Regions from separate parts of the Homo sapiens genome. Here regions 2 and 3 are each linked to region 1. The links are chromatin loops, found by intact Hi-C in ENCODE. Cell type or tissue: GM12878. All regions are shown on one strand. Each heading gives the region's core, and the rest is flanking DNA. Links, peaks and the distances in the headings are about the cores only.

Evidence for each region. Hi-C counts contacts between places; a loop is a spot of excess contacts. Peaks named below come from ENCODE experiments on the same cell type or tissue, not always from the same donor. Only the 100,000 strongest peaks of a DNase experiment are listed, where the experiment ranks them.
Region 2: it touches region 1 in a loop (2.6-fold over the local background); 2 of 110 quality-filtered maps call a loop at or near these places.
Region 3: a loop joins it to region 1, with 8 times the contacts of the local background. A loop is called at or near these places in 3 of 110 quality-filtered maps.

What each region holds. Positions count from the first base shown.
Region 1 is chr1:41,950,031-41,960,696 of GRCh38, forward strand. It overlaps a transcript of HIVEP3 not described here. Among named protein-coding and RNA genes, the nearest start is that of HIVEP3, 36 kb to the left of the region's middle. In GM12878, for the core only: no CTCF peak of the experiment used is centred there; a DNase peak (open chromatin) is centred at 5,621; H3K27ac peaks cover 3,401 bases.
Region 2 is chr1:41,999,775-42,010,440 of GRCh38, forward strand. It overlaps a transcript of HIVEP3 not described here. Among named protein-coding and RNA genes, the nearest start is that of HIVEP3, 86 kb to the left of the region's middle. RefSeq lists an enhancer at 2,635-2,714. In GM12878, for the core only: no CTCF peak of the experiment used is centred there; a DNase peak (open chromatin) is centred at 6,474; H3K4me3 peaks cover 645 bases; H3K27ac peaks cover 3,550 bases.
Region 3 is chr1:41,865,026-41,875,691 of GRCh38, forward strand. The region is part of intron 1 of HIVEP3 (HIVEP zinc finger 3); the gene reads right to left. Among named protein-coding and RNA genes, the nearest start is that of HIVEP3, 49 kb to the right of the region's middle. RefSeq lists a silencer at 5,295-5,374. In GM12878, for the core only: a CTCF peak has its summit at 3,717 (motif pointing left); a DNase peak (open chromatin) is centred at 3,623; H3K27ac peaks cover 947 bases.

The sequences.
Region 1 (10,666 bases), core at 1,114-9,113:
CCTAAGCCTAGCTAGGAAGGTGACCGCATCCACCTTTAAACACGGGGCTTGCAACTTAGCTCACACCCGACCAATCAGGTAGTAAAGAGAGCTCACTAAAATGCTAATTAGGCAAAAACAGGAGGTAAAGAAAGCTAGTCATCTATCGTCTGAGAGCATAATGGAAGGGACAATGATCAGGATATAAACCCAGGCATTCCAGCCGGCAATGGCTACCCTCTTTGGGTCCCCTCCCTTTGTATGGGAGTTCTGTTTTCATTCTATTAAATCTTGCAACTGCAAAACAAAACAAAACAAAACAAACAAAAAAAAACGTGGTACCATGCTCTCCTCCCCCACCAGCCCCAAGAGTATTTCCAACAGAAACTTTCTTCCCTGGGAACACTTTGCACCTTGGGCTTTGTATAACCAGGAGTAACACATTGGTGATTAACTTAAGAGGTGTTTTAAGATTCTGATGCTTGTTTCTAATCAAAGCTTTGTATTGGCATGGATCCATAATAATTGCATTTGTGCTTCTGAGTAGAATGCTCTATCCCATCCATGCCTTCCCCTCTATTCTCACAGGAAAAATGACTATGCTGTGAGCTACTGCCACCTGGGAAGCATTTACTTCTGACTTTGTTTTAAAACTTTGTATTTTGTACTCCATTAATATAACATGTAAATAATAGGGGACACTATGTGAAGAGGGCAAAGAGATATGTGGGAACTCTCTCTGTACTTTCAGATCAATATTTTGTAAACCTCATACTGCCCTAAAAACTTAAAGACTATTGATTTAAAAAATAAAACTTTGCATCTGAAATTCTTTGAGTTGCTGTTACAGAAAATGGTCTTATTGGTCCATATAAGTAAAAATGATACTTTGTTAACAGGGAGATATGTTCTTGTTTAAACATGTAATATATCTGGCCAGAAACTGAAGGCATATTGAGCTAGTCAGTCACCATTCTAACCACATTTGAACTTTAAGGAAGAAAACTAATTAGAATGCAATCCCCTAGTTTCTGCTCCTGACTGTGCTGGAAATCCCCACGTTTCTAACACATAGCTTTGCTTCTGTATTGCCACTTAGAGAGTATGGTGAGACACATTAAAGTCTTTGACCATAAAAGCAATTAAATACTGAAAGAAGAAGGGGGCATTTGAAATGCCCTTCTAAGAATTATTTAAAACATGGAAAACAAGCTTACACTTCTAGCTATGATGGAGTTGCATCTATCCAACTCATGGTGATAGAGTTCATAACATAATGTTTAGGGGAAAAGGCCAAAAAGATAGCACACTGTATGATCCCATTTATATAAAGATTAAAACGAGACAAAATTAGAGTATGGCAATATAAGCCTAAATAGTGTTTATGTTTGATGGGTGGCAGACAATGACTGAGAGAGGGCACAAATAAGATTTCTGGTGTGCTGAAATTGGGAGTGATCTCTTCTTGTCTGGGTGGAGATGAGAGAACAGTGTTCATTTTATGTAAATTCTACAAACTGTAAACTTACTATATGTGCACTTGGTGTGTGTATTAGTCTGTTCTCATGCTGCTATGAAGAAATGTCTGAGACTGGGTAATTTATCAAGAAAAGAGTTTCAATTGACTCGCAGTTCCACGTGGCTGGGGAGGCCTCAGGAAACGTACAATCATGGTGGAAGGCACCTCTTCACAGAGCAGCAGGGGACAGAATGAGTGCCAGTAGGGGAAATACCAGATGCTTATAAAACCATCAGATCTCATGAGAACTCACTCACTACCATGAGAAAAGCATGGGGGAAACTGCCCCCATGATTCAATTACCTCCCACTTGGTCCCTCCCACAACATGTGGGGATTGTGGGGAGTACAATTCAAGATGAGATTTGGGTGGGGACACAGCCAAACCATATCAGTGTGCATACAATATATTTAAATAGTAAGTAACCAAAACATGTAGTTAGAAATAAATTACGTGAACAACTAGACATTCCCTGACAATGGAGGTGGCAGAAACTGGACTGGAAGATTCTGAAGGCAGCTTTCAACTGCATTTCACTTGCCCTTCCATAAAGCAGCAGCTCTCCTTCAGGGCTATCTTCCCTGAAGATACATTCTCTCTAGCTCATCTGTCTTCTATATCCAATTTGGATTTTGCAACAGAGAGTTAAATTTATTTTATCAATTTAACCCCTAAGTCAACATATTCAAAATCAAAATCTTCATCATCTCTTGCTTCTCACTTCATGAATTTCCTCCCATTCTCTATCACAGATAAGAGGGTGATCAACTTCCTCAATGTTTAATGTAGAAATCTCATCCTCGCTGCACCATTATGTGATTCCTAGTTGTCTCTCCAAAATCTTCCTCAAATTTATGCCCTCTTCTCCAACCACATTGCTTTCATTTTCTTTTGTTCATTCATTCATTCATTCATTCATTCATTGTGAAGTGTGTAGTGCCTGCGAGGCCCTTCAAGTGGGGTTAAGGATCAGCAGAAGCAAGTTACTTCTGGTCCCTGATAACCAAAGCCCTTGACTTTCACCAAAGCCTTGACATTCCCAGTTGCTTTCTATGTAGTCTCATGAAAGTTCCCTTCCCACTTCTCTCCTCCCTCTCCACTGCCACCAATTCACAACTCTCTTTTCCAGCACATATACCCTTTACATGTGTATATGCACATGCATGTAAAGGACATGCACATTATTTAAATAAGCAAGACAAGTTCATTAAAGATAATTTGGAAAATATATAAAGTAACAAAAGGGAAAAAATCCTATTATTCATATTACTGACACCCAAAGATCGTGTGATATAAAATATCATTTATTTTTAAATGATGATCATCTTTTTTAGTATACAAGTCAAATCATTCCCCTCTTTTCTTAGAAGGTGTCAAGTCATTCCACTGCCTATAGGACAAAAGTCCTTCTCATGAGCAATCGACTCAAAGCCCTTTGCAGTCTAGGCACAGCTGTCCAGCTGTTTTTCTGGTGTCTTCTCTAGTCCCCTGCCTGTCCCCAACTTTGACACATGGGTCCGTGACACTGCTCCTGGTTATGGGCTGTGGATACTGGATCTTCTGTGTTCCTGTCTCTGCTCACATTGTTCCCTAGGCCTGCAATGATCTTTCCTGACTTCCTCAGCCTTGAAAACTCCTATTCACTTTTCAAGACTAGGTTCAAATTTCACTTCTGCTGGATCCCACTTGTGTGACACTTGTCACTGTGTGCTGTGATTATGAGGGAGGCAGCGGCAGAGCTGTTAATAATACTGACTCTGGAGTCAGACTGCCTGGGTTCAAGTCAGATCTGTGGCCTGCTAGCTGTGTGACCTTGGGCCAATTACTTAATCTGTCTTTGCCTCAGCCTCATGTATAAGAGGATAAAATGCTAAAACTCTTCTCAGAGTGTTTCTATGAGGATTAAATGAGATGATCTGGTTAAAGGGTAACTTAGCACAATGCCAGGTACATAATGAGTCCTCAGAACATGTTACTTCTTGTAATTGTCAGATGTCTGCCTCTTCCCTCCTAGACTGTGCACATCCCATAAGAAAGATTTCTTACTTGAATTTGTAGCCCCACCCCATGCTCAGTTTGGAGTAAGTGCTTTATAAATGTCTGAGAAATGAATGAATGAGTACATGAATGAATGAGTGAATGATCTGCCAAATCTTCCCGACATACTCTCTTGCTCTACATACTTTTATTGTTAAAAGAAACCAAGGAGGAAAATTGGGATAATGAGAGGAAGAAGGAAGGAGATGCAAGAGAGGGAGAAGGAGAAGAAGAGGACAAAGAAGAGGAATACCAATGAATTGCCACTAATAATAATGGTATTTGACTTTTGTTTGCACAAAAAAACAGGCATCAATCACAGTACCCAAGGCTGCAGCAGCCCTTTTTTCTGCTAACTCTTCAGAACCCAGAACATATTGGCCCTTACACTTAGTGCAAAGCTCAGTATTCCATTCTGGCCTTTGGGGAAACTGAGTTGTGTAACTGGTTCTCTACCCAGAGAGAAGACCCTCAGATGGCAGACCACCCGAGGTGACACATCTAAAAGGACTGCGCAGGGCCCACCCGCAAGGTTCCAGGACATGGAATAGAAGAGTGTGCACCAGGCATCCTATGCAGGGCATCAGCTCATCCTCAAATTCCCCAGGACAGATGCAGCGCTGGATGTGTGGAATATTTAAAGGTTCCCTTGCAGCTGAAGTACCTTGGCAAAACCTGTTTTTACTGACTCCAGATATACTGGCTTCTACTTCTGTTCCAGAGTCAGTGATAAACCCCCAAGAACTCATTAGTACTTTCTAGCATGCATAAAAGGACAGTAAGCCTTTGTTTTGCTGATTAGGGAGGCCACATACATTTTTAAAAACGGATTATTAAGAAATAAATGCCAACCTTTGCAGAAAAAAACACATTTCTCTCTGTCTCTCATTGAAAACCAAGGAGGCCTTCAGAGACTTCACCTTGGCACAGGCCAGGTGGTTTCACCCCACCCTGCGGGGTCTGGCTCCAACCTGGCAGCTGTTTGCAAGGACAGGCCAGTCGTCATCAAGGCCCTATGTCTCTGAGCAGGGGGTCATGGCCATTGTGAGTCAAAACCCACACAGAGAACACTGGCCTTTCTGATGCTGGCTGCACCACTGCCTTGCAGCTTTCTGCAGAGCCATTAAACCATGAACTTGGAAGTCAGTCAGGCCAGGGTCTGAACTCCAGCTCCTCTGCCTACAGGCTGTGGCCCAGGGCAGGTTGCTTCATCGCTCTTAGTCCGAGTCTCCTCATTTGTGAAATAGGGGTAATAATAGTATCTATCTATCTCTCAGCGTTGTGGTCAGGATTAAAGATAATGCACAGAAATGGTTCCACAAGCTTGGGACGTGAGTCACACTCGGTAAATGATATCCATTGTTATTATTCTTTAGGAACCATTTTCTCAGCTTCCAGGTTTTTTTTTTTTTTCTCTAGTGTTTCCACTGAGAAGATCAAAATTGAGGCTGGGGAGGCTGAATTGAAAATTATAACATCTAATTGTTAGGAGCATTTTCAATGTTCCATGCACTCTGTTGGTAGTATTTACATGTTTTATCTCAGTTAATCTTCACAACAACATATCAGCCAGGTACTACAATGAAACCCATTTTACAACAGGGAGATCCAAGGGTGAAAGAAATAAAGTAACTTATCTTGGGAAAGAGGTAAGGAAGGAAAGAAATTGCTTGGTAGACTGGGTAGGGGTGGGGTGGGAGCCGTTTTAGAAAAATTGTGATGGAAAAAAGAAAGGGAATATTAAGAAGTGTCTCTGTGGGTTATGAATTGGTTCCCTCCTATGTTCTTTCAGAGGCACAAGTGAAGACTGGAATTCTTTTTAATTAGTAGCTCCATCATTGTTATGAGACCACCTAAGTTTAGAGGGCATAGTTAAATAGGAGGAAAGTACTTTCACCAGAATTGCAAACTGTGTCCTACAACAGCACACAAAAAAAAACCCCTCATATTAAAACCAACCACAACAATGACCTCACCGTATTAAGTCCTGTGATGCATCCTGCCATGCAGGGCACATCCTGAAAGGGGAGAAGAGGCAACTAAGGCCTCCAGCTACTCAGCTACACTTAACCACAGTAATCCACCCCTAAGTTTCTCCTGGGGCACAGTTCCTTTTTGTTCTCTCATTTTTGTCCTTTCTTTAATAATGAACGTGTGACTCAGAGGTTTAATGAGTTACCCGGAGAAGTTAACCAGAAGGGAAGCCCATTGAGCAGAGGCATAATTAAAATTGTGAATGGACAGAGGAATACAATCATTGTGGGAGACAGGGAGCACAGGAATGACTCACGGGTTAGGTTGCTTAGAAAAGGGCCTCCGGGACTTAAGTTATTTCTGGGGAAGATCTGGAAATTGAAGGAAAAATCTGGAACTCTTCTACAGTCAAAAGATAGAGAGGCGAGCTGGGACCTCTCCTTTCACTCCTGAATGATTTAGGCTTGTAGCCGGGACTCACTTCCAGCGGAAGGTGAAGAACAGTGAAGGCTGAATTCCCCAGGGAGTCATTACCTCCTCTGGTGCTAACACCACAAGTGTCTAATGTCAACTACTTCTTGGTTTGGACGTTTCTTATAGCAAATTATAACAGTCAGGAGAAGGGAAAAAGCAACGACAGCATCATACTGGATTTTCACTCTTTAGCCCAAACTCAGAAATATTTTGCATCTGTTGAGGCCTGACAGGCAGAGAAACTAAGGAACATAAGCACACACTGGAGATGGGGCTGTTGTAGTTAACAGAAAGTCTGCATGCAAACTTGAGGCCCATTATCTGTTTCGTGTATGAAACGGTCCAGGGTGCTGTGAGTTCTTAGGAGAAATGGAGGCTGATCCTAAGCAAGAAAAACAATACTCCCTAGGTCAGGATCTCTGTAGAGCACCAGCCACAGAAAGCACTTTCCACCTAGGAATCTATTCCAAGAATTTCTGTAACTAAAGCCAGTTCAGATCAGCCATGCTAATGGAGCAGCAGTACAACTTCATCCCAAATATCACATGGTCTAAGTATTAGGATTTATTGTCTTATTTCCATGCTTGTGTTGATGCTTGAAGAGGGCCAAGATTACCCTCTCTTTCCTCCTGGAATACAGAGGCAATCACTTCAGCAATGTGGAGAAGCAGCGATGAAAATAAAAAGAGACAGGAGCCCAAGTTAGGTATGAAGTTTGAAATCCATTTTTAATTTTGTTTGAATATAAGCTTATATGGTTTTTGAACAGCGCTGGGAGCAAATTATTGAAGCTACAATATGAACCATGGAGGAGAAGGAGTTGGAAGGTGCTCTCACTTTCAGATCTTGCTCATTTAAATAAATCCTCCAAACTCCTTTGTCTATGCTCAGAGTGGACAAGAAGTGAATTGCTTGGGTGGTCTAAAAGACCTTAGGATGGGTGAGAAGGAGCCTAAAATTTTCTTTTAGTCAAAACTATATGTTTATTTTGTAAATATATGTATGCATATATTTGGAAGTGAAATTAATATATGAAATGAATTATATTAGCATGAAAGGGCTCAGTGATTTATTTTTCATCCTTACTCAATAGCACCAAGGCAGTAATTTATATTTTTACTATACTTTCTTAAAGTCTACCTCCCACTAATCTGTAAGCCACTATAAACAAAAGTTAAAAGAACTGTCCAGAGTCCCAAAAAAACTAAAAGTTTTGCCAGAATAATCTTTATACAAATAAAACTTCATTTTATCAAATAAAGTAGAATAAAATCCAAAACTGTTACTATACTCATCCTGATACAATTCCCCCAAAGTCATAATTCTCTAAGACACTGCTAAACAAGTAGGGGTTAGTTTCTCATCAATAGCTGTCAGTAAATAGAAAACTATTGAGCACAGCCCTAGTCTAACACAGTGGAGCTGAACCACTTGGGGTTAAGTCCTGGCTTCCACATAAATAGCTTAGGCAAGAAAATTAACCTTTCTGAGCCAATCATGCCCTTTATGCTCTATAAAAGCATCTGGGAGAACATCATCATGCAAGGACAAACTGGGCAGAAGAAAGAACGAGGAAAGTTCAACGTGCAGTGATCCCTACTGTCTAGATTGGACATGGAAAGAAAGCTCAGAACTCTAGTGGAGGAGGATGATTTCAGAAGGGCTTGTTCATGGTCCAGATCTATTCTTAGCTAAAGGATAAGATGAATACCTAAAAGGTTATAATGCAATCCAAAAATCCTTCTAGATTTAGCCAACTCTCAGTCTGAATCACTCCCTGAGTCAGGGTAGGACATGGCACCAGCTCCCGTCCTTGAACAATGCAGTTACCTGAGTCAGAGGCTATTTTGAAAAGCTAAAACTGATCTACATCTGGCATTTCAAGGGCAAGCCAATTCACCCACATGCAATCAACCACAGGTGAGTTTTCCTTCTATTCATAGATATCCTGGAAATAGGCCTGAAAGTGTAGAAGAGGCAATGTGGAGAAGCAGAGTTTGGCATATATGGACTCCCAAACCACTATGAACTAGCTCTGAGACTTTGAAAAGTTATTCAATCTCTCTAAACACAAAACGTCTCATCTATAAAATGGGTAGCAGAAAAGACTGCCCATTTTGAGTGGCACCCAGGGCAAGAAAGAGCTGCGGCAGCTCCCGGCTGCAATACAAGCAGCCTTGCCATTTGGGCCACGTGACCAGGCACATCTCAAGGCACTAATGGCAGCTGTGGTGAATGAAGGTGCTGTGTGGTGCCTTGGGCATGCTCCAGTAGTGCAGACCCTGAGGGTTCAGGAGCGAGACAATGCCATTGTAAGTAAAGGATTATACACCATTCTGAAAACAGCTCCTGGTAGTTATTGAAACTTGGTGAAAACTGAACATCTGAACATGAAACAGCAAGTGACCATATGGGCAGAGCTGTAAATCTTGAACTAAGTACAGTCAGATCCAGCAAGTCATAAGGTCAAGAAGGCCCAGCAACAATCCTCATAAAGTAGAAGAGGTACACCCCAGGTTTCACATGAGCAGGGCCGGGGGTCACAAGCTGCAGGGGCAGATGACCAGGCCCACCCCCACTATGTCACTCACCACTGTTGCAGCAACCCTTCTTCCCTCCTAGATCACAACTATGGCCCATTCCTGGATGACAGAAAAGGAAAAATCCCAAGGCTTGGCTTGGCTCACAGATAGGTCAGCTTGCCTCCCAATGGGCAAAGCTTCAGGAAGCAGGACTGTTCACCCACTTTGCATGAAGAGAAAAGTGGCCCGTGGTAAAGACAGATGTATACAGACTCATGGACAGTCGTGCAAGGCTTGGATGGTGGGTCAGGGGCTTGGGTAAAACTAGATTAGAAGACTGAGGAAATGGAAGTCTGTCCAAGGGCATGTGGCTGGACCTGTGGGAGTGGGCACCAAGTGACATGAGCTCTGTGTTGTGTGTTAAGGCCAACCAGTGAGCACTGATGATGGAAGAGGTGCTTAACTACCACTGGACAGGAGACTTCAGCCGGCCTCTGTCCTTGGCTATCCAGGGCTTATGCAATGGCTCATGAATGGAGCAGCCATGATGACAGAGATAGACGCTACCCACAGGCCCAACAGCAGGAGCTCCTGAATTCTGAAGATGATCTAGCTCCTGATGCTGCTAAACATTCAAACCGCTAGCCACAAAAGCCAATTCTGAGACCCTGAGATGGCACCATCCTTAGAGGAGACCAACTGGCTTGATGGTGACAAGTTGATTTACTCCCACCCTGAAAAGGACAATATTTTATCGTGATTAGAATTGGCAAATATTCCAGGTATAGATTTATTTTTCTTGCCTGCAGGTCTCAGCCACCACTACTATCCAAGGACTCCAACTGACTGCTATAGCTGAGAGTCTGATCCTGCATAAATTCACTTCAGACAAAGAAATCCACCTTACAGCAAAGAAAGTGCACAGGAACACATGACCATGTGATCCACTGCTCCTGCTACTTACCACACCATCCAGATGCTGCTGGCCTGATCGAGCATTGGAACAACCTCTTAAAAGCATAGTTAAGGGGCAAGCTTGGACATAACACCCTGTACAGGTGAGGCACTGCCCTTCGGGAAGTAGCATATACTTTAAACCAAAGCCATAATATGGGGCTGGTTCCCAAGAAACAGAATGCATAGGTCTGGGAACTAAGGCTGGGGGACAAAGCAGGAGTGACCCCACTCTTTATTACTCCCAGTGTCCCTTGTGGAATTTGCACTTCCTACATGTAGTACCTTATGCTCCACGGGGCTAGAGATGTGTCCACCAAGGAACACAGTTTTTGCTAAAATTAAGTTATAGCTGCTACCTCCAGGTTGCTTTAGGCTCTTCATTCTAAGAGTAGGCAAAAAAACTGAGTTGTCTTACTGGCAAGGGGGTATGACCATGATCAATATGAGGAAGTAGAGAGACTGCTACCTAATGGGAGCAGGAAGGAATAGGTATGATGTGATACATATGACGGGTGACCCACTAGGGTATCTCCTGGTACTTCAATAACCAGTTTTAACTCATAAACTGGCAAGTACAACAACAACAGCCTGATAAGGGAATGGAAACCAGGGGCTCAGACCCCCTCAGGATGAAAGTTGGGCCAGAAAGTCCACCACACTAGCCACATTGGTTAGCCAGAAGTGCTAGCCAAGAAAGAAGAATCTAGAAAGGGTAGCAGACAAGGAAGATGATGAGTATTAGTATGGCCTCAGGACCAACTGCAACCATGGAGACGGTAGTTTGTCCCAATAACCCAAAAATTCTGACCAAGAAGAATCCTGCAGAAGTTATCAGAAGATAGAGTAAGCTTACAATGAGAAACAAGTGGTTCTTAATGGTACAAGCAGTAGCTGGTAGCAGAGGCAACAGTTGCCTTAACTAGAGACATCTGAGAAGTATATGCTCCCCACTCCTCCCCCAAGTGTCACTTGTGACAGACTGATACAGGGGAATAAGAGTTCAACTCCCTTGCCTCAAGACAGGACAACCTGTATGGCACATCTCACACTCTAGAGCTCCTCGAAGGATTACACTGAAGCCAGACTTCTTCTAAAACCACATTTTTTCCTAGTTTCTTCTCTGTCCTATACTGCTTTCTCCCTCTGTTGGAGGTTTTTCCTAAGAGCAATCCCTTAATAAACATCTTGCACAAGCTTCCCATCT
Region 2 (10,666 bases), core at 1,836-9,835, 50 kb after region 1:
CAGAGTGGTGAAGTCCAATATGAATGGTTCCATCATCAGGTCACAGAAGTACCTTGCTGGCCCATTCTTAAAGCAGCAAAAGAGTCAAGCCACGCAGCAAATTGATCCATTCTTTTTTTTTTTTCAAACTTTTATTATGAGGCCATATTAGGGAATTCTAGAAAATCTAGTGTTATTAAATATGTCCAGACTCTACTAGTGAGGAATCTTTTAATCACAGTTGACAGAAACCCAATTTAAACTAGCAAAACAAGTGGGAATTCATTAATTCATAATTGAAAACTTAGTGTGTAGACTGGTTCAGCTAAAGCTGGACCTAGGTACTCAAATGATCTGGTTGTGTTTCTGTTTCCACTTCTCTTTCTCTGCTCTGCTTGTATCCACTTCTCTTTGCATGTTAGTGTTACTCTTTCCTACCATAGATACTCTTTCCATATCCCAGGAAAGGTAGCTTCTGGTGGGCCTAGGCCAACATCCTTACAACTTGCTAACATAAATGAAGAGAATAGTCTTCCCTCAGTAGATCCAGGAGAAGAACCCCCAGGGGGCACCTTTGTAGCCCAGATTGGACAAATTGCCCTTCCCTAAACCAGCCACTGTAAATGGAGGAATGTAATACTACAGCTGGCCCACTGCAGGTCACTGCCCATGTGCAAGGGCAGGAGGAGGCACAAGTCACCTTCATGGACAGCCCCACCAAGATCACATGAAGTAGAGGAGCAGGTTCCCAAAGGAGAAAGAGGAGGATGGGAGAGTATGCTCAGTACATGACAGCTATAACTAGCACAGTTGATCTGCCAGGTATCTGAGGACTCCCTTCCATCTCAGCAGTGGGGATACATCACCATAAGCCCCAGACAGTTACTTGGGAAGCACTGCAGATGGATGACAGTTCTCCTGCAATATACAATGATGAGAAATATACTAAAGACACTTTCAAATCAGCACCCAAAAACCCTCCTGACAAAGATTTTTCTCCCAATACTCAAAATGGAAGACTCTATTGAATTTTAAAATAGAGAAGCAGAGCAACCAATCGCTCCCCAGCTCCTCCCCTAGTAATAAGAGTCACCTGTTTTAGCTCTTGTGTCTTACATTAGCATATTTGAAATCTGGTCATTTAAAATTAGATCATAAATGGAACAAGCATCCATATGGCACTGAGGATGTGCCAGGCACTATTCTAAGTGCGTTACATATAGTAATACTTGCAACAACCCCATGAAGCATGACCTACTATTATTTCCATTTATGGCTGAAGACGCCAGAGCACAGAGAGGTCACACCACATTTAAGATTTGAATCCAGGTGGTCTGATCCAGAGTCTGTGCTCTTTACCCCAAGGTTAGACACAGAACCTCTACTCCAGATAGGTCATAATGTAAAAATGGTGAGCAAGGGAACAGGAAAAAAGGGACACACTGAAAAAGAAGAGTCTGCAACAGAATAAATAAGCAGATATAATATTAGTAACATAACCTAGACACTGAACTGTCAGCTCAGAAGCATAAGTCTGTCCGCGTAGCCCCAACATTGTCTATGGAGGGTGTGAGCAGTCTGGTTTAACAAATCCAGGTTAAAGACTCATCACACTCTACTGGCATGAAAATATCCTCTCCTTTTCCACAGATGCTGTGCCCATAAAGGCAGCCTGGTGTCTGGAGATAACCTCACTACACAGTGCCTGATACAGTGTCTGCTACATTGTCATGCTCAATAGTGTTCCTTTAATTTTCCTTAGGAGAGCCATAAGAGCTGAAAGACTAGATTCAAGGATCAAGTATTTATTGATTACCTACTATGTACCAGACCCTGGGCTGGGCCCCGAAGACACAGCAATGATGAGACAGGCACAGCTATGCACCCACAGTATCTTCCACCAAGCCTGGCTCATCACACACTTAAGCTGAGGTTAATCAGAATTTTTGGCATCTTTTACAAGCAGCCCTGGTATCTAGATGGTATACACCTGTACAGACATACTGCTTGGTAAAATATTGAAATATTTTGTACTACTTGATAAACAGTCACTGCCTAAGTCTCCGGGGTATCTCACCACTACCCCCACCCTGCCCTGACCCCACTCTCAGGAACCCCAAACATTCCCCATGATCCATCAACTGGGGGGTAGCCCGGGCCTGGCAGGGGACACCCAAGCCCCCATTCCAGCATATGTCCTGCACTTGTTCTGATTGGTGGGCACCAATGCCCCTGCCTGTAATCACTAAAAGTAGCCCCAAATCCCCCTTTCCACAAGCTTTTAACTCACACTTTTCTGATTGACTGCCAGTTCTCTTTAGAAACGGTAGGTCTTTATTTTTAAAAAATAAAATAATAAAATAAAATAAAGGAGAATCATCAGACACACAATGTGACAATTAGCAACTGTCTGACAATGACTCGCTGACGCAGAGGACATCATACCAAGATGGGACCAAATTACCTCCTCCTCCTCTGCCACCCACTGCAGCTTCTATCAGCAGATACCTTCAGAACAGAGGCCCCAGTGACAGGGACCCAGATGGCCCAGCAACCAAGGGAACGGGCAGGACCTTCTCACCTTCCCTGGCCTCTCACAGACACAGACTCCTGCTGGCTGTGTCAGTCGCGAAAGAGTGCAAACAACACCACTCAGGGAGTTTCACCCATCTGCCCACATGACACCTCGGTTGCTGGGAAATCCCTGTACCTGTCCAGGTGCCAGGAAAGATCAGGACTGGCTCTGACAGAGATCTTCAAAAACCAGACTCAAAGGTAGTAGGGTTCCCCATGAACACTTTGTTCTCAACCTTGGCTGCCCCTTAGAATCACTCAGGGGTGCTTTTAAGATATAGATGCCAGGCCCCAGCCAATTCCATCAGCAGATCCAGTGGGGCCTGCCATGGCTTAGGGGACTCCAGATATGGGAACTGCCTCCAAGGGCCAGTCAGATGGACCCCTGGGGTTCCACTCTCCTGTACAAGTCAGTAGCCCAAAAGGGAAACATCCAGACATCATTCTGGCTCCAGGTTCCCCCTCCCACCCTGCCCACATGCTCATACAGCAGATGGAGCTTTGAGAGGTGTCCCCTTTCCACTGGGGGAAAGGTCCTGAGAATAAAGGGTTCTGGCATTTTACCCGCACATGGTAGCTGGACAGTAAGGACAAGAAATACATTTATTCAAATCCTAATATGAGACTGTGAGTTTATTAGCATCATTCAGTATTATCTTTTAGAGATTTCTGGGTTTTTTTTGTTCTAACTGCTAACTAATATTTTTAAATATCTAGAAATTAATATTTAAAGCTGACTTCTCTTTTTTCTTTTTTTTTAATTTTTGAGATGAAGTCTTGCTCTGTTGCCCAGGCTGGAGTACAGTGGCACAATCTCGGCTCACTGTAACCTCCACCTCCCAGGTTCAAGCGATTCTTCTTGTCTCAGCCTCCTGAGTAGCTGGGAATGCAGGTGTGCACCACCACGCTCAGCTAATTTTTGTATTTTTAGTAGAGATGAGGTTTCATCATGTTGGCCAGGCTGGTCTCGAACTCCTGACCTCAGGTGATCCACCCTCCTCTGCCTCCCAAAGTGCTGGGATTACAGGCGTGAGCCAACGTGCCCCACCTAAAAAGCTGACTTCTCAAAAACAATATCATACAAAAGAATAAAACATAATATAAATGAGCCCCTGTTGTTTCTGAGCTGTTTTCCAAAGCACCCTGTCCTTTACTCAGCAAAGAGGTCCTTGTCCGTGCACATCGAAGTCGACTGACAGAGCCAGAAGGGAGAACAGTGGCGACAGAAGACAAACCACCTTGGGAGCAAGTCCCCCAGGCACTCCTTCCTGGCACAGATCCTGAAATCATGCCCCTCCCATGAGGCTGCCCAGATTGGCAGCAAACCAGGCCATTGAGTTCAAGAACCTCCAGAGGTCTCCTTTCTAAAGAAGGATCACATTTCCTGTGCTGCTGACAAGGATTATAAGGTGCAGGGAGGTAAAGGGGCCAAGTCAATAGGCAAATGTCTTTTTAGGGCAAAAAAAAAAAAAAGGCACTCTCGTCACCTCAAGAGTACAGTAAAGAGAAAAAACCTCGGACATGCCTCTGGGGGAGACATAAGCTTGAGATTTTTAGTTAAATTAAGCTGCTGTTAAATGTGTCGTTTTTCTGTCTCACAAATTTTGCCACCAAAAAAAGGAACAAATCAATGCAAATGTCTCAGGTTAGGTACTAAATCCGGGCAGAGTGACAAGGCATCTCATGTTGTAGGTCACCCCTCCACACTGCAACTGCCAAGTAAGGAAAGGAGGACACAACCTCACTGCCACCTCTCCCAGCAAGTCCGCCTTTGCAAAGTGGACACCAACCAGGTGGTGGAGCAGGCCCCAGGCATGACCCAGGAGGAAAGAGGAGAGGAAAACAAATCAAGGAAGCAAATCAGAGAGCTCAGGAAGAAATCAGAAGCACACATGTTCAAAACAGGTAGAGCCCACATCCATCCACTGTAGGCATTCTAAGCCTTAATATGTGGCAAAGACAGCAGGGGCTCATGACTTCTGATTTTCTCAGTCAAGGGCAAAATGTATCCTCCCTATTTTAATAAAAAAGCAAGATTTAATTATGTTTGCACATCCAGTGGTTCTAGAAATAAGGAAGAAAGGGGAGCTTTTTTTCATTACTTTTGTATATCACCGTCTTTCCAAAAACCTAACAACTAGGTGACGTGGGCAGCTGCAACCTCTCTGAGTTACTATTGCATCATGGGGCCAGAATGGTTGCTTGGAAGGCAAAGGGTCAGAACTGCCGACCGCTTGAGCTCCATACTGTATGATCACATGAACTCTTCAGGAATGTAAGTTACTTATATAAAGATATGTTCCCAAGCAAGTTGTCAATACATTATACCTAAAAATACACCATGGAACTATTAGGAAAATCCTATCACCTATTGAGCAGTGGTTCTCAAAGTATGGTAACCAAAGCAGCAGCAGCAGCATCACCTGTGAACCCATTAGAGCTGCAAATCCTCAAGCTCCACCCTGGACCTACTGACTTAGAAACTCTGGGGGTGAAGCCTGGCAGTCTGTGTTTCAAGTCACCATTGTGATCTTGATGACTGCTACAGCAACTCATTTAGTAAGCAAAATAGCTCCTAACAGATGTGTTTCAAATATTAGAGTTTGCTGTAAATATGTCTGTCGCCTAGTTCTAAATCCTTTGCTTCGAACGGTCAATATCTGTTTCAGAGGGGACAGGAAATCCCCACGCTGGCCTCCTTGCTGTCCTGGACACTCCACCTTAGGGACTTTGCCCTGGCCATTCCCGCTGATGGGAGCACTGCCCCCTCCACCCTACCCCATACAGGGCTTGGCTTAAATGTCATCATCTCAGCAAGGCTACCCTGTATCCCTGATTCCCCTTACCTTGCTCACTGTTCCCAAAGTATTTTGCCCTTCTAAAGATCTATATAATTCACTTACTAATGTACAGGGCTTTCTGTATGTCTCTCAAGTGGAAAGCAAGTTGCTGTCATGGCAGTCTGTAATGCCCAGCACATAGTAGGTGTACACACACAGACACACGCACGCACACATACATATATATGTATACATGCACATATACATATATATGACACACACATGTGTATATATATACACACATATGTGTATATATATATGTCTATGTGTATATATATCTACACAGATATATATAATGAATAAATGAGTCAGGCAAATTCCAGGATAAACCTTTGGGTGCACAGCCTTCATTTATTTTGTAAAGGCTCAAACGATGGGGGGCTACCTTTATAAACTGGAGAGAAGTTTCCATCGCCCATGGAGGACCCCAGTGTTGGTTCCCATGCTGCATCTTTCTGAAGATATCTGAATGGTTGATAACCTTGTTTTGCAACCAACATTCAGGAAAGAGTAAGTTGCTGGAATTGCACTATGAATCACTAGTGAAGATGCTGCTTGTAGAAATCTTTGCTATCAGTTGAATGCACTACTCATCTGACAATACTTTCTTTCAAATAAAGCCTTCAACCATGTTTAAAAATTGCACAACTATTAGAGGTAACTAAAATTTAATACTTTTGCTTCTAGCTTAAAGTGAGAAATGTAGAATTGTGCCAAAAGCTGATAATCTCTTCTTGGCTGGTTCAGTGAGAGTGGTTTAGAAGTAAGGTCTCCAGTCTTTCATAACTAGTTTCTTTTTTATGATTTTCCTGGGAATTTCCAGTTCCAGATATTTTTCTATAAAACAGTTCTACACAGATAGCTTTAAGGTCACGACAAGTTAAAAATGAATGCTGACCATTAGAAAAGATCGTTGGATCATTGCTAGATGTTTTCATGCAATCTTCCCCATTTCCTCCAGATGATAAAACCATATGAAGCAAAACTTGGAAACCAAGATATGACAGAAGACCAAGCTAAAAACTACAGGTGTGTCTTTCAGTGTGCATGTGTTGCATGTGTTGGTGTGAGGGGTGGAGGGTGGGGGGAGGCTGAAAGAGACAAGGAAAGAGACAGGGACGAGAGGAACCAATGAAATAAGGTGTGGGAAAGTACCCTGCTAACTGCAAAGCACCAGAGCAGCGGTTCTGAAACTCTCTGGTCTCAGGACCTCCTTACATTCTTAAAAATTACTGCAGACCCCAAAGAGCCTTTGTTTATGGGGTAATATCTATATTATTTGCCATATCAGAAAGTAAAACAAAAATTACTAAAATATTTATTAGTTCATTGTCAATAACCTCATTACATGTTAACATAAGTAACATATTTTATGAAAAATAACTATACTTTCCAAAGCCAAAAAAAAAAAAAAAAAACTGTGAAAAGAGTGGTGCTGTTTCACACTTTAGTGAGTCTCTTTAATGTCTGGCTTAATAGAAGACAACTGGATCCTAAAATCTGCCCCTGCATTAAGTTTGTTGCAATGTCATAGGTCCTGTGACCTCTGTAAAGCTTCACTGTACACCCGTGAGAATGAAAATGGAAAAGGCAAATTGCATCTTAGTATTATTATAAAAGTATTTTTGACCTCATGGATCCCTGAATGGGTTTCTCAGAGACCCCCAGGGACCCCTAGATCACAATTTGAGAATGACCGTACTAGCCAAATGTTATCGACTTATTTCCTATTTAGAGAAAGATAAACTGAGACTGAGAGAGAGGAAGTTCTATGATTTACCAAAGGTCACAGCAGGGAGTGGGAAGGAAGGCAGCATAACTTAGGCTAACTTCTGATGAGTACTCTCAGCATTGGACTATATGTGTTTCCACGTGTACAGAAGCTTCTGCCTAATCTGAGTTTTTCTGAGTAATAAGCACAATTATGAAATACAATAGAGCTGAGTCAGTCAAGTATTCAACTTACATGGACTTGGGTCTATGCCCTCTGCTTACCCCCATCTCCACCACAGCAGAGAGAGAGCCTGATCAATTGCATGTACCATTTCATTGCAAAAGCACATGCCCTCGAGTGACCGTGAGGTAGGGATGTGAATACCCCAGTCCTTCATGAGGCTCACTGCAGTTCTCTTCAAGTGTGAGCATTTTGACATCTTGAGTGGGATTCTAGAGATTAAGACATTTTTGTTCGGTTGGTTCAGTTTGGTTTGGTAGCATGTGGCTTGTGAATGCAAGAAACAACAATTGAATGGGGGAACACCAGCTTTACCAAGCTTATTGAAGGCAGCACAGTCTCTAGTGCTGCAGGTAGAGTATTTGATGGGCAATTTAAGGATTTTCAAGGGTAACTGGCTTTTTGCCATCTCTGAAACTTCACCCTCACTTAGGGGCAAGTCTTCTGACAAAGCTGAGTTCCAGTGTGATAGCAACATGTGAGTGATGGGGAGGCTTGTGATGACAGCAGAGGCGTCTGGGTGATGGGAGAAGACACTGACACAGGTGCAAGTGCACACTGTTCACCAGAAATACATGGCACTTCCACTGGGGCTTCTCAGCTTTGTCGGTGCCAATGCTTACTACTCAGTATTCTACTCCATAATATGCCAATATTTGTACTAAAATGGTTATCGCAAAAGTAATACATTCATTTGCTTAAAAAAATGAGTACGGAAGAGTAGAGATGTCTTACTCTGACTCCACCCCCATGACAGTCCATGCTCTAGAGGTAACATATCTGTTTCTCCCTTTAGTTCTTCTGATGGATTCCTTCATAACTCGAATGCACTTACATCTTTATTTCTTGCTGTATCCCTTTTAAAACCTCCCACGAAGACTCACCTATATTCCTTCCACTTCATCTCCTAGACTCCAAATGTGATTGATAAATTTACATCATATTCTGTTATTGTATTTTCCATGCTTTGTTTTTAAATTGACTCTAAAACATAAAAACTAGTAAACAGCACTGAAAATATGATGGAATGTACAGAACCAAGAAGTCTGACTGAACCCAAAAGAACAAAATGTGATCCTGTCACATGAAATCTGTGCCACTTGAAGAATAATGTTTCAAGTGTGAAGATCAAGTGGACTCTCTGTTCCTTCTCTCCACCAACTGCTGAGAACCAAGACACATTTTTGTTTCCTTTGTATGTGGATTATGACTTTGTATTTTTCCCAGAGTTCCCAAGAAGAAAAAAAGAAAAGGAAAGGCATATGCAGCATCATACGATAAAGCCATTATTAGTTCTCAGCTACACAGTTTCTGTAATGGAATCACTTTCTCTTTGAAGACACTGTGGCTTCTTCTGATTGTTGGCAGCTGCTTTCTAAATCGGCTCCACAATTGTTATACTGGGATTTCTTTTCATTGCCCTACTGGGTTATCATAGTTTGTTGGATCCAACATTTTAACCATTTCTTGATCATTTGTTGTTTGGCTGGAGATATCCTTTAATAGTTGTTCTTTTTTTGGAAAGGCTATATGGGAAGTAAACTTCCTGAATTCTTACATGTCTGAAAATGTTGATTTTACTCACACACTTAATTGTTCACATGGCTGGTACAGCAGACACTACTGGCTGTCACAACATTCATCTACTCCCACCCCAATACTTTTCATAATAACATCTTCCTTTGTACAGGTATTCTCCTTGTCCGTGTGTCCACAGGCAGTGGTCTACCTATTACCCTTACAGTGATTGGTTTAGGAATAGACACGTTAAAATTTGGTAAATAAGTCTTCCAGGAGTTCTGAATAAAAGGCATTCCCATTTTCCTCTGCAGACTGTTATTTCTGACTGTGGTTCCTAGAACTACCGTGGATATCTTGTCACCATAGAGGAGCTAGCCTGAGCACAAAGCCAACAAGCTAAGGAGACGCTGCAAAATAACAGAAGAATCAGGAATCCTGTTATTATTTGTCATTATTAAGCTGATAAATTTACCAACGCTGGTGATGCCCGACCTCTGAATTTCAGAAAACGTGAGTATAGAATTATTAGTTTACTTTCCCTTAAAACTTTGAAAGCATTATGCCATTGTCTACTGGTATCTATTGTATCGATTACTGAAGTAATATGTGAATCTACTTCCTATTTCTTTGTGAATAATGTCGTTTCCCCTGTTGCTGAGAGCTTTTATTCTTCTCTTTGGTACACACAGGTAGGGAGCAGGCAGGTACATCTGGAACTCCACCACCTTCAAAGGAAACTAAGGCATTTAAATGTATTTCCTTCCTAGTGGGAGATGACTTTCCTTTTTACCCTCTGGCTCTACCCACAGGATTTCCTTTTTGTCTGCTGGGTCTACATCAGATATTATTCTGCATTGCTTCCTTGCCCCAATTTCATACTTTTGGATGTCCCTTAGCAAATCATTCATAAGTTTGGAAAACCATTCTTAGAATTCAAATTGCTCTATACACATCTTAGAAAGGAAAGAGCTACTTAGCCAGTGTGTAACTTCATTCCCAGAGTATTGAAATTCATCATAATGTGTCTTGATCTGGATCTGTTCTCATTTATCCTGCTTGGCACTCAGTGGGTTCCTTTTGATTGAAGAATTTGATTCTTCCTTTAGCTCAGAGAAAAATTATTCCATTATTTCTTCATTTCTTTTGTATATACTATGCAGATATTGGACCTTCTCAAACTATTATATTGTCTTTTTACATATTTCTTAAATTTGCCACCTTTTCTAGTTTCTGAAAGATTTTCTCAATTTTGTCTCATTTACTTATTTGGAATATATCATGTCCTTTTAAAAACAAACAAACAAACAAAACAGGGTCTTACCTGTTGCCCAGGCTGGAGTGCCATGGTGCCATCATAGCTCACTGCCTCAGCCTCCTGAGTAGCTGGGATTACAGGCACATACCACCATGCCTGGCTAATTTTTTTTCTTTTGGTACAGACAGGATCTCACTATGTTGCCCAGGCTGGTCTCAAACTCCTGGCCTCAAGCAGTCCTCCTACATTGGTCTCCCAAAGTGCTGAGATTACAGGTGTGAGCCACTGTGCCCAGCCATAATAACATGTTTTTCATAGCAGTGAGTCATTGTTTTATTTATGTAAAAATCTCTGAATTGCTTTTAATATCTCCATATCCTCTCAAGTGACTTCTTGTTTGTTTATCTTGGTCTTTGTCTCTTATGTTGTTGATCTCCCTCAGATGTCTGGTGGTCCTTAGGAGATCCTTTATATTTGTTGCTGAAGGACTGTAGATTAGTATAGGTAGTTCATGTGTGTTTCCTTTGTAGTTAGGCAGGTCTA
Region 3 (10,666 bases), core at 984-8,983, 85 kb before region 1:
AGGAGCTTGTCATAAAGTACACAAACCATCCCATCATTGGACTTGACCCCATTAGGTGGTTAACTCAAACATCTTCTCAATGTAGACACTTGGATCTATTTTTTTTATTCACTCTCTCCTTGGTAGCCAGCAAAATTAAAGCCCTTCCTCATATCATCGTTCACGCCATCTTTTATAATAGTCACAGCCACAACAGCAGCTGGGGCTAAACAAAGATTAGGAGCAATAAGGATCAGATGGGACAGACAGGAGATCTGGTCCTACCAAGGGGCATCACCAATGAGCTGGACCCACTGTGCAGCCCACCTGTCAAATGCCATTTGCCACCTCTGGCGGTGATAGCAGGGGCAGCTGGGGCTGAATCCATGAATCCTGAGGTCTCACAGAAGTACAGCCACCCCTGTCATCTAGCCCCTCCCCTCAGAATATGCTCTGGGGAGCTGTCACATCCCACACTGCAGGCTGATGGAAGACACAGACACACTCTTGGGTCCTGGCATTATCGCTGTTTCCTCTGGTTACCTTTAAAGAAGGGCGTCTCTGAGTGCTGGGTCCTCCACTGGAAATAATGTGGGGAAACTGGATGAGCTCTGCAGAGATGAGAATTATTTTGAAGCAAAGTAAGAAATGACCAGGGAACTCTAGATTGGAATACAGCTTGTGAATTCCTAGGTAGGTGTAGACTCAAGAGTTTATAGGAACTTATATTTGCTGTTATTTTTTAAAAGTCTTAAAAGTTAAAATTTACAGCAATAGCAAGAAGGAGGACAAAGTGCAACAGCTTTAACTATGAGCTAATACCAAGGTTAACACTATCTGTCCATTACACGTAGCTTTGGGATTTGGCAAAAAGGAAAAAAAACCACATAACACGGAGCTTTGAGCTCATAAATAGGTCCCAAAGACTTGACAAATAAACTAACAAGGCTTTTATGGTAGAAGGGAGCATCGAAATCTGAGGCCTTCTGTGCCTTCTCTCCCCGCTGCTGTGATGGCAGCTGGCAACTGGGCCCTACTGTCCATTAACAAAACAGAGAGACGGATAACTATCCAGCCGAGGCCAGCTTCCTCACACCAGGCAGATCCACAGTGGACTCTCAGGAATCTTCAGCACCCTTTACACCAGCAGTGGTCAAAGTGGGGGGTGCAGCTGCCTTGGGACTGAGAGATGGGGATGGACACATCTGCAGGGAGGGGTCAGGCTCTAGCCCCTTTCCCCAGGCCACCACTCCTCAGAGGCTGGTCCTCCACCCCAGCTTCAGGGACAGGGGATGCATGGTGGAAACCACTGCAGCTGCTGCATTAGCAACCTTCAAGAGCCAAAGATTCTCTTCTCTCTAGCCAGAGAGGGAAGGCAAACAGGTTAGGGTGACCTGCAGCTCAGGGTCGGCCCCAGGCCAGGCCACTGCCTGTACTGACTCCTGGGCCTCTATGCAGTGCACTCCACTTTCTAGGGCAGGCTGCTTGCCAAGGATTCACAGTGGACCTGGCTGCTCCCTGTGGGACTCACTGGATCTGGACCCAGGACCAAGCCTGCTTGCCAGGAGCAGAAGGTCAGGTTGGTTTAAAAAGGTAACCTCTGTCCTTTCCCAGTTCCGTTCCTTTCTCTTCCCCAGCTACCTCCTCCTCTTCTCCAAATCAGCCTTCTCTTGGCTCAGTTTCTGACCTTGGGTATTTTCCCCAAGGAACACATCCGACCATCAGGCACTCAAAGGAGCATGAGCCTAGTCTTTTCCTCAAGCAAATCACCCCGGTACAGTCAGCAGCTGCAGAGCACAGGGAGCTCCTGGCATGCTAAAGGTCATTTACAGATCACTGAAAAATCTGGACAAGATGCTAATGTCCCAGCTCAATGCCCATGTCCTGACTTAAACCTTGACTGTGTCTTAAGGACACTCAACGTCAGGATACCTATGACAGAAAGAGGGACTTCTGAGTATTTCAGGCATAACAGGCAAAACAGACATCTTTAAAGCTTGCAAAATATATGATTCTGTCATTCCTCTGCATCCTCACCACCACCATGATGGAGAGCCAGGGCCAGTCTTTCCAATCATCACTCAAGCTTCCAGTGGCTATTGGGCACTCTCCCTCTTAGAGAGGGGACACTCCAGCAGGAACTCCAGGTAGAGAGCTGTTCTGCAGTGGGCATTTCTAGCTCAGGGCCAGCCTCCGAGACTCTCCAGGAGTGGCATGAAATGAGGTGGATGGGGCTTCCTTGTCCTGGCCATCATGTGCCTACAGCAGGCATTGGCAAGCTTTTTCTATAAAGGGCCAGAAAGGGTTATGGACCATCTTCTTTGATGTTTTTATTTTACAACTCTTTAGAAATGTAAGAATCATCCTTAGTTTGAGGTGCCATATAAAAACAGGCGGCAGGCAAATTTGGCTCACAAGCAGGCTGCAGTTTGCAGACCCCCTCCTAGAGGAAGATGCTGAGGCCTCACCAAGCAGCCCCTCCCCACCTTCCCTCTCTAGCCTGACTCCTCCAGACTCATTCCAGCTGCACGTGGCACCTGTACTAGGCCGCAGGATGGCCTTCTTGCTGCAGGCATTTCAATGAGAAAATATGCTGCATGGATCATGAGTGATTCTGTCTCCCTCGTGCTTAACCTTGGAAGCACAAGGCCCTGCTGGCCTCACCTCAAGGTCTCACCTGCCCATACTCATGCGACCTTGTCCACCATCTCTCCACTACGAGGTGCCATCTGGTAAATGGCCTAACTTGGGTTCTTCCTCCCACGCCTCCTGTGTAGGTTCAGGGCAGGGAGACCAAGGTAAATCCTGTCAGTTCTATCTGAAGGCAGAGCCTGGATCCAATCACTTCCCACCCCTCCAATGCTATCACCTAGAACACAGCCACAGCCTCCCATCTGGACTCCCTGCTTCGATCTCTGCCCTCCCCCCTCCCCTTCCAAAAGCTCCCAGAGGCTTTCCATCTCACTCAAAATAAAAGCCAATGTCTCTGAGCAGTGAAAGCCACCCACCATGGTCATCCAGGTCCTATCACTGACCTGCTGAGCCCCAACTGGCCCGCATGGCCACCTGGCTGGCCTCAGTGCCTCCTCTTTCCCCTAGCTGATACTAACTCCAGCCACACTGGCCTCCTTCCTACCCTGCTTTTCCTCTTAGCCATGAACACCATCAGTAGTTATATAATAGTTTGTGGGGGTTTTTTTTTTTTTGGTCTTGTTTTTCTCACTCAAATATAAGCTCTGTCAAATAGAGTCTGACTTCAGTGTTACACTCCAGGGCCCAGTGTCAGCCTTGGGTAGGTGCTCTACAAATATACAAATATTTGGAGAATGCATGGGGACAGGATGCCCTGCTGATGGGTGAGAGATGGTGGCACTGTCATGACACTGTGTATCAATTTGCACTTGGATACTTTTATGCAAATAAGTCTCTTGCTCTTAAGTCCCCTCCTCCCCCGCCTTAGTAGCCAGATGAACCGATAAGACACTGAAAACAGATACACCCCTGGAGACACTAGTCTCCAATTTTTTGTTTATATTCAACCCTAAAGCAATAACAACAAACTCATATTCCAACTGAACTAGTCAATTATCTCAGGGGAAAACAACAAACGATTGCTTTATGGTTTAGAGCACACCTGTGCGTGGCTCTCCCGCACTCACCACAACCACCCTCCCATGAGCACAGCAAGGAAAGAGAAAGCATGGGCTTGCTCAGCAGAGGTCTGGGTTTCAAATCCTGACACTGCCATCTATAGGTGGTCTGATTCTGGACATGGTACCAAGTACACTAGGCCTTAGCTTTACCATCTGTTAATTGGGGATACTAACACTTATTTCGTAAGACTGTTGTAAGGCTTAAGTGAACAATTAAAACAAAACAGACACCTAAAGCATAATGACTGTGCACATTAATTGCTCAATAAATAGGAATTTCTCCCCTTTTGTAAGTGAGGAAGCAACAGTTCAGAATGTGAAATGATTTGCCTGAGATCAGAAGGCTTGTTCCCAGCAAAGGTGGGGTTCAAAGCAATGGTTTCTGTGGATGTATTTTTTCCCTAGCATCCAGCCTCCTTCCTGTTCATGTCTACACCCTATAGGCTACTTATGTCAGTAGAATAAAACAGGTGATGGCTCTCCCATCGACCTGCTTGTTGAGGATTTTGGGACAGTTCCATTCTAGGCTAATGCTCATTACTAAAGACAATGCTCATTAATAAAGACAACGCTCTTAAGGAGGTCACCCCCTCACACGGAGAAATCTGTGTGTCACAAGCAAGGGATCAAAAAAGCTAAGAGAATTCACCTGCCCTGGATATCAACTGCCCTTAAGAGATGCAAACTAAAGGTGACTGCCTTCCTTTCCCCAAGAGACAAACGGAAACCCCACTCAGTGTGAGAAGAGCACATGCCATGGAGGCCCCAGACCAGTCAGTGCCCAGTGAGGAGATGACAGAGCCTGACGCAGCTACATCTGAGATCAGATGCCAAGGACACAGCAAAGACTGATGAAGCCATACGTGAGACACCAAAGTACGAAACTCACATTCAACTCAAAGGTTTCCATGTTTGATGACTGTTATCTCCCTGCACAGTGTTTTTCTTTAAGGAGCACATGTGTTCTATAATCCTATAAAGTAAATTTTTGAAAAAAACAAAATGAGAAACAAAGGGACACACAGAAACTCTTGCAGGTGACGGATATGTGTATTACCTTGCCTGTGGTGACAGCATCATGGGTGTAAGCATATGTCCCAACTCATTAGACTGTACACATTAAATCTGTACAGTTTTTTAATATCAATTATAACCTCAATAAAGTTGAAAAAATAAAGAAAATTTTTGTAGAACAAAAGCCTTCTCCCATTAGCTTTCATCATGACATTGAAATGTGTTCCTCTTGAAACATATTGGCCCCTGACATTATAAAAATATAAATTATTAAGGAACAAATCTTACAAGTAACACGTTTGGAGGACAAACAATAAAGAGATGGCCTAAACAATGTCTAAACAGATTTGAAACGGAGCAGAATGTGAGTGCGTCTGACTAAAAGAGGAGGCTTTTCTCAAGTGTCAGTCCTGAGACAAGGACCCTGGGACTGCTGACATCCCAAACATAGTGCCCCTATGACTCCAAGAAGGGAAGGTGCTGCAGGGGTGACGGTCCCTCCCCACCCCACCATCCTCATCTGGCTGATCCCTGCTCATGCCTCAGACCTTAGCTGAAATATCACTTCCCCAAAAAAAGCCCCCCAGCACTAGATTGGGTGACTCATTCACTCATTCACTGAGTCATCCATTCAACAAGTGATTACTGACCCCCTAGTATGAGTCACATTCGACTTATCACTCTCTCTTTTCAACGTTGCAATTAAATAATCACACACACAATACTGATTTACTGTCTGTCACCCTCCCTAAACTGTCAGTTCCAAAAGGACAGAGATTGTATCTGATTTGTCATTTCATTCCCAGCGCCTGACACAGTACGTGCAACATGGTAGGCATCCTGTCCATACTGGCCGGGTGAACGTACAAATGAATGAATTAAAGCATTTGAAAGCTCCATTCATATTCTAAAATTCCAAAATGCACCCTGCTGTCTACTTTACACAGGGATAATTGATGTTACAATCAATATGACTTTTAAATTTAACAAACGAAATTGTTTTATTTATTAATCTACTAGTAAGTGAAAACAATAAGATGTAAGACAACAGGAAGAAAGTTACTCTCCCTGAGAGGACAGAACCTGCAGGTGTTATCCTGGGACTGGCAGAAGCAGCATAGGGTCATCGCTGAGGGGAGTGTGGATAGAGTCAGGCTATCTGGGTTAGGGTCTTGACCCCTCCACTGACCAGCTATGTGACTCTGGGCAAGCAACTTAACCTCTCTGTCTTCCAGTTTTCAAATCTGTAAATTGAGAATAAGAATATCAGCTTCAGATAATTTCATTAACAAGTAAATGGATTACGACACGTGAACTGCTTAGAACAGTGCCTGGCACGTGCTAAGTACTCACTAAATGTCAGTTGTTTTTATTTTCTGGAAGAATGGGAACAAGATGGGTTAAAACCAAGGACTTGGACATACTGTCACTAAATTCACAAACCACTCAGACCAAATCTCCAAGATTTCCTATTACAAAATGAAGTAATTCAAAGGCAGGTGGCTGGATGGGTTATCTACTCCAACTTCCAGACTTACTGCTTTACCTATAGAGGTGATGATGCCTTATCCATCTGAAATTAAGGGCCAGGTCAAACAAACCCTCAAGGTTTCTCCAGGACTGGAGTCTGGGATTTGATTTTATACACCCCACAGTGCCCAGCACAATGACGAACATGCATTTAAAGCTTAGAAAATGTTCACTGTGTTAATTTACAATGAATACCATTTAAAGCTAAAAAAAAAAAAACCCCTGCATATTCTAAAGTATATTATCTAGCATATGTGCTAGCCCCAGAAGAATAAAATGCAGAAGTGAACAGGAGTTGCTTCATGGAACTGAAATTAATTATACACAATTATCTCTGAGATCTTTAAACAGTAAGTGAACAATGAAAATGTAGATTCAGAATTCTCCTGGTAATGAATAAGATGATGAACATGTTTCCACAGAGGGTGGGATCAGGTTGATCTGCTGAAATAACCAGATAGCAGGATAATTTCACTATCTACGTGAAACATTATCCAAGAATCTGTGCGTTACTCGACAATTAAATCAGTTCAAATGTCTTATCAATGATTTCATAGAACAACCTTCAATGAGTTAACAGGAACCCGTAGATAAAAGACAAGAATAGGGCTACGTCAAGAAGCTCAAAATCCTCAGCTGCTGATAATGCAAAACCTTGGCCACATTGATGAGCCCAAGACCACCAGATCTCTTTATACTGAGTCATTTTTTAAAGAAAACTTTTATTTTATATGTTAGTTTTCCTTATAAAAATAAGTTGTATTGAGGTATAATTTATATACAGTAAAATGCAACCATTTCAAGTGAACAGTGGGTTTTGACAAATGTATATACCCAAGTAACCACTACCCTAATCAAGATATAAAAACTTCCATAATGCCAGAAAGTTCCCTCATCCTTGATAAAAGAAAAACTTCAGCCGAATTAAATTTAAAGGAGTTTAATTGAGAAATGAATGACTCGCAAATCAGGCAGCCCCCAGAATCACAGCAGGTTCACAAAGACTCCAATGCAGCCATGTGGTGGAAGAAGATTTACAGACAAAAGAAAGGGAAATGACATAGTACAGAAAACGGAAGTGAGGTACAGAGTGGCGGGATTGGTTACAAGTTGGCATTTGCCTTATTTGAACACAGTTTGAACACTTAGCAGTTTATAAATGGTTGAAGTATGGCCACAGGGATTGGCCAAGACCCAGCTATTGTTACAGGCACATACTCCTAAATCTTGTCTACCTATTAAGCTAGGTTGCAATTCATCCACAAGAACTCAAATATAGAAGTACGGAGTCCTTCTCAGGCCATATGCAGTTTGCTTTAACACACTCTTTCTCGGTTAATCCCTGCTCTTATCTCCCTCTATCCCACCCCAAGGCAACCATAGTTTTGACATTCCCCCTATAGATTAGTTTTGCCTATTCTAGGATTTCATGTAAATGGAATTGTACAATATATATATACTTGTTGATATCTGGCTTCTTTCAGTCTAATGCTTTGAAAATCCATGCATGTTTTTGCATGTGTCGGTAGTTTGTTCCTTTTTATTACTGAATAATATCTATTTGGGTGGACTGCAAGTTGCTTATCCATTCCCCAGTTGATGGGTATTTGGGCTGCTTTTAGTCTTGGACTGTTTTGAATAAAGCTCTTATGAACATCCACGTACAAGTCTTCCACCAACATATGTGTTCACTTCTCTTGAGTAAATACCTAGGAGTAAAATCACTGGGTCATATGCTGTGCATGTTTAACTTTCTAGGAAAATGCCAGATTTATCCTGAATAACAGAAATGATCAACTGATTTACTATTAAAGGACTTACTGGATTTTATAAGGAAAAGAGGAAACGAGACGAAAGAAAATGTAGTGCATCTGAAAGCACATGGGGGCTGCTTTGCTGAAGGGGCTGGCAGGCGGCTTCCCAGGCAGGGTCTGCTCAGGACTGCTCTAGCCAGATGCCTCCCCTGGTGTTTACTTCACCCACAGGAAAATGGCCACCTTCACCCCACCTTCAGTGGACGTGCAGCCCCTTCGGTGCTCCTCTCTTCATCTGCCTTCAGAGGTAGTCCTGATTAACCTGTTGCCAGCAGAATTTTCTAGGAGAGACAGGACTTGGGGGTACCACTAGGCCCCGGGGACATGCACTCAGCTGGCCCAGGCACCGATAACCTAGCATGTCCTTTTAGAATTTGGGGGATCCCGGCACCCACTGTTCTCAGCTTTGGGCCTCAGCTAAGGCCAGGACAAGCATCATTTAATGTCATGTCATATAATTAGTATGGAAACTACAAAAACCTATATGTTTACAAAACAACCACTGATCTACATTATTTCAGAGGTAATGATACTTTTACATGAGATAACTTCCCAAGACACTAAGCTGAAATTAGATAAATTTAGGTTTTCTGTATTCTCGCTGACTTGTGTTTTTCACACTGGCTTTATCTTGGTTTCTGAGGGAGAATCAATTCTCTTTAACTCTCTTCCAGAATACCTCACTACCTTCAGAAAGGAAGAAGGAGGGAAAAAAGGACAGAGGGAAGGAGGAGGATTAGAATTCCTCATATCAGAGAATCCCAGAGCTTTGAAGCTTTAAAGTGAATTCAAGAGTGGGATTCAAGAGACCAAACCATGGGGTCTAGGGGAAATAAGGAACCCCTCTCCCAGAAGGTGGAGAAGCTTCTCAAAGCAACTGGCCCAGGCAGCCTTGTACTTGCTTCATTCTGGGGTCAGGAAGAAGCTGCAGGCCCTCCTTCCCACCCTCGCTTCCCTTCTCCTCCACACTGTCAACTCTGCTCCAGGAAGGGGCAGTATCCCCAGTGTCTGCTGGGCCAGCACAGCCATCTCTCACCCACCTGAGTTCATAATGACTCCTGTGTAGAGCAGACTTCCCTTGGCTTCACTGAAACCATTCCTTCTTGTCTTAGAAAGCAATCAGAAATATAGTTAACTGCCTTAAAGTTCCCTTATCATTGAAATGAACTAGATCACAGAAGTGCCTATTTGCATTTTTTATTCTTATTCACTGGGTTTTTAAAAGGAGCCAAGAGAGGGGAGAGGAAATGCATTTACTTGCTGGGATTTCACTTGGGATGTTCATGTTCGTCTGGAAAGCAAAATAAAGGCATGAAGATTGCCCACTGATTTCCTTTCATTTGGAGAATTCTGCTTGAGTTAGGCTTAGCTGGCTAGCACATAAACCTGTCAAGAGAAAAGTCTTCCTCTTCCTGGGCCTGGTATGTCTACCACCTGGGGCTTCAGAGACAGTATTCTAGGAGATTCACAGTGTCTAAGGTTCGAAATGTGGACTTCAGCAGCAGGGCAGCTGCCAAACGCTTTCCTGCCCTTGCAGAAAGCCACCACCAAACTCACCACCACCTCCCTCACCGTGGCCTCTCTGTTTCAGTATCTGAGCAGCGGGTGAGGAGGACTGGATTCTAGAAGATAAAGAGAGACTCCACGGTACAGAAAGTAAGCCCTCAATAGGATTCTATTAGAAAACAGCTGGAAGGAACTGTGGAGTCACTCAGTCCCATGGCTGATTTTACAGACAATAAGCAAACAAACAAACAGAGGCCCTGAGGGATTTAGTTAGCGGTCTCCAAGTGCCAGTCCCTGAGGAAAGGATTCTCCTCCCCAGCTACCTTTCCCTTCTCCAGTGTGTCCACCTCAGGAAAAGGGCTTGCATCCTCCCAGCTGCTCACACACAACTTGGGCTGGCCTTGGTGCTGGCTCTGTCCTTTCTCCCACCAGATCTGCCTTCCGCCCTCGCCACTTGTCTCTGCCCAGGGCTCACTTGGAAGGACCACATCAATGAACAACCTTGGCAGGTCACAGGGAGGGATGGAGCGGGGGAGAGAACAGCAAATAGGCTTCTGCCCTGCAAGAGAGGGAGAGCCAGAATACCAGCCTGGCTTGGGCTGCTCCCGAAGGTCCTGGCTGCTGCCTGCAATGCAGCGCCTTCCTTCAGGGCTCCAGCACCATCCCCTGTCCTCAGCCTTTAAGGCTCTACTGCTCTCAGCCCCAGCCCTGCCCTTGAGGCTCCCCTGTACCCTGTCTTTGTAGATGGTGCCTGGGAACTGTCCCGCTTGGAGAGTGCTGTTTGCTAGGATACACACTGACTCCCATGGCTCCCCTCCAGCTCCCCATCCATCCTGCTCCTGGCCACGGCCTCTGGCCTGAAGGGCTGCAAAACAGCCTTCCAACTGGGTTCCTGGCTTCCCTTCTGGCCCCTCTTCATCTGCTGTCCCCAGCAGCATACAGAGCTATCCCATGAAATATAAGTCAGACCATGTCATGCCCTGGCTTAAAACCTCTCAATGGTTTCCTCTGGCATCTCCAGTAAAAATCAGAACTCCTTGCTGACTTTTGAGAGCTGCTCTAGACAGGGCTGCTCTCTGCAGCCTCCTCTTGTGCCCCGAGCTTCAGGACACTCCAGCAGCTGTGGGGCCTCCTTTCCCTTACTCATGACCCCAGGCTCTGCCCTGTCTC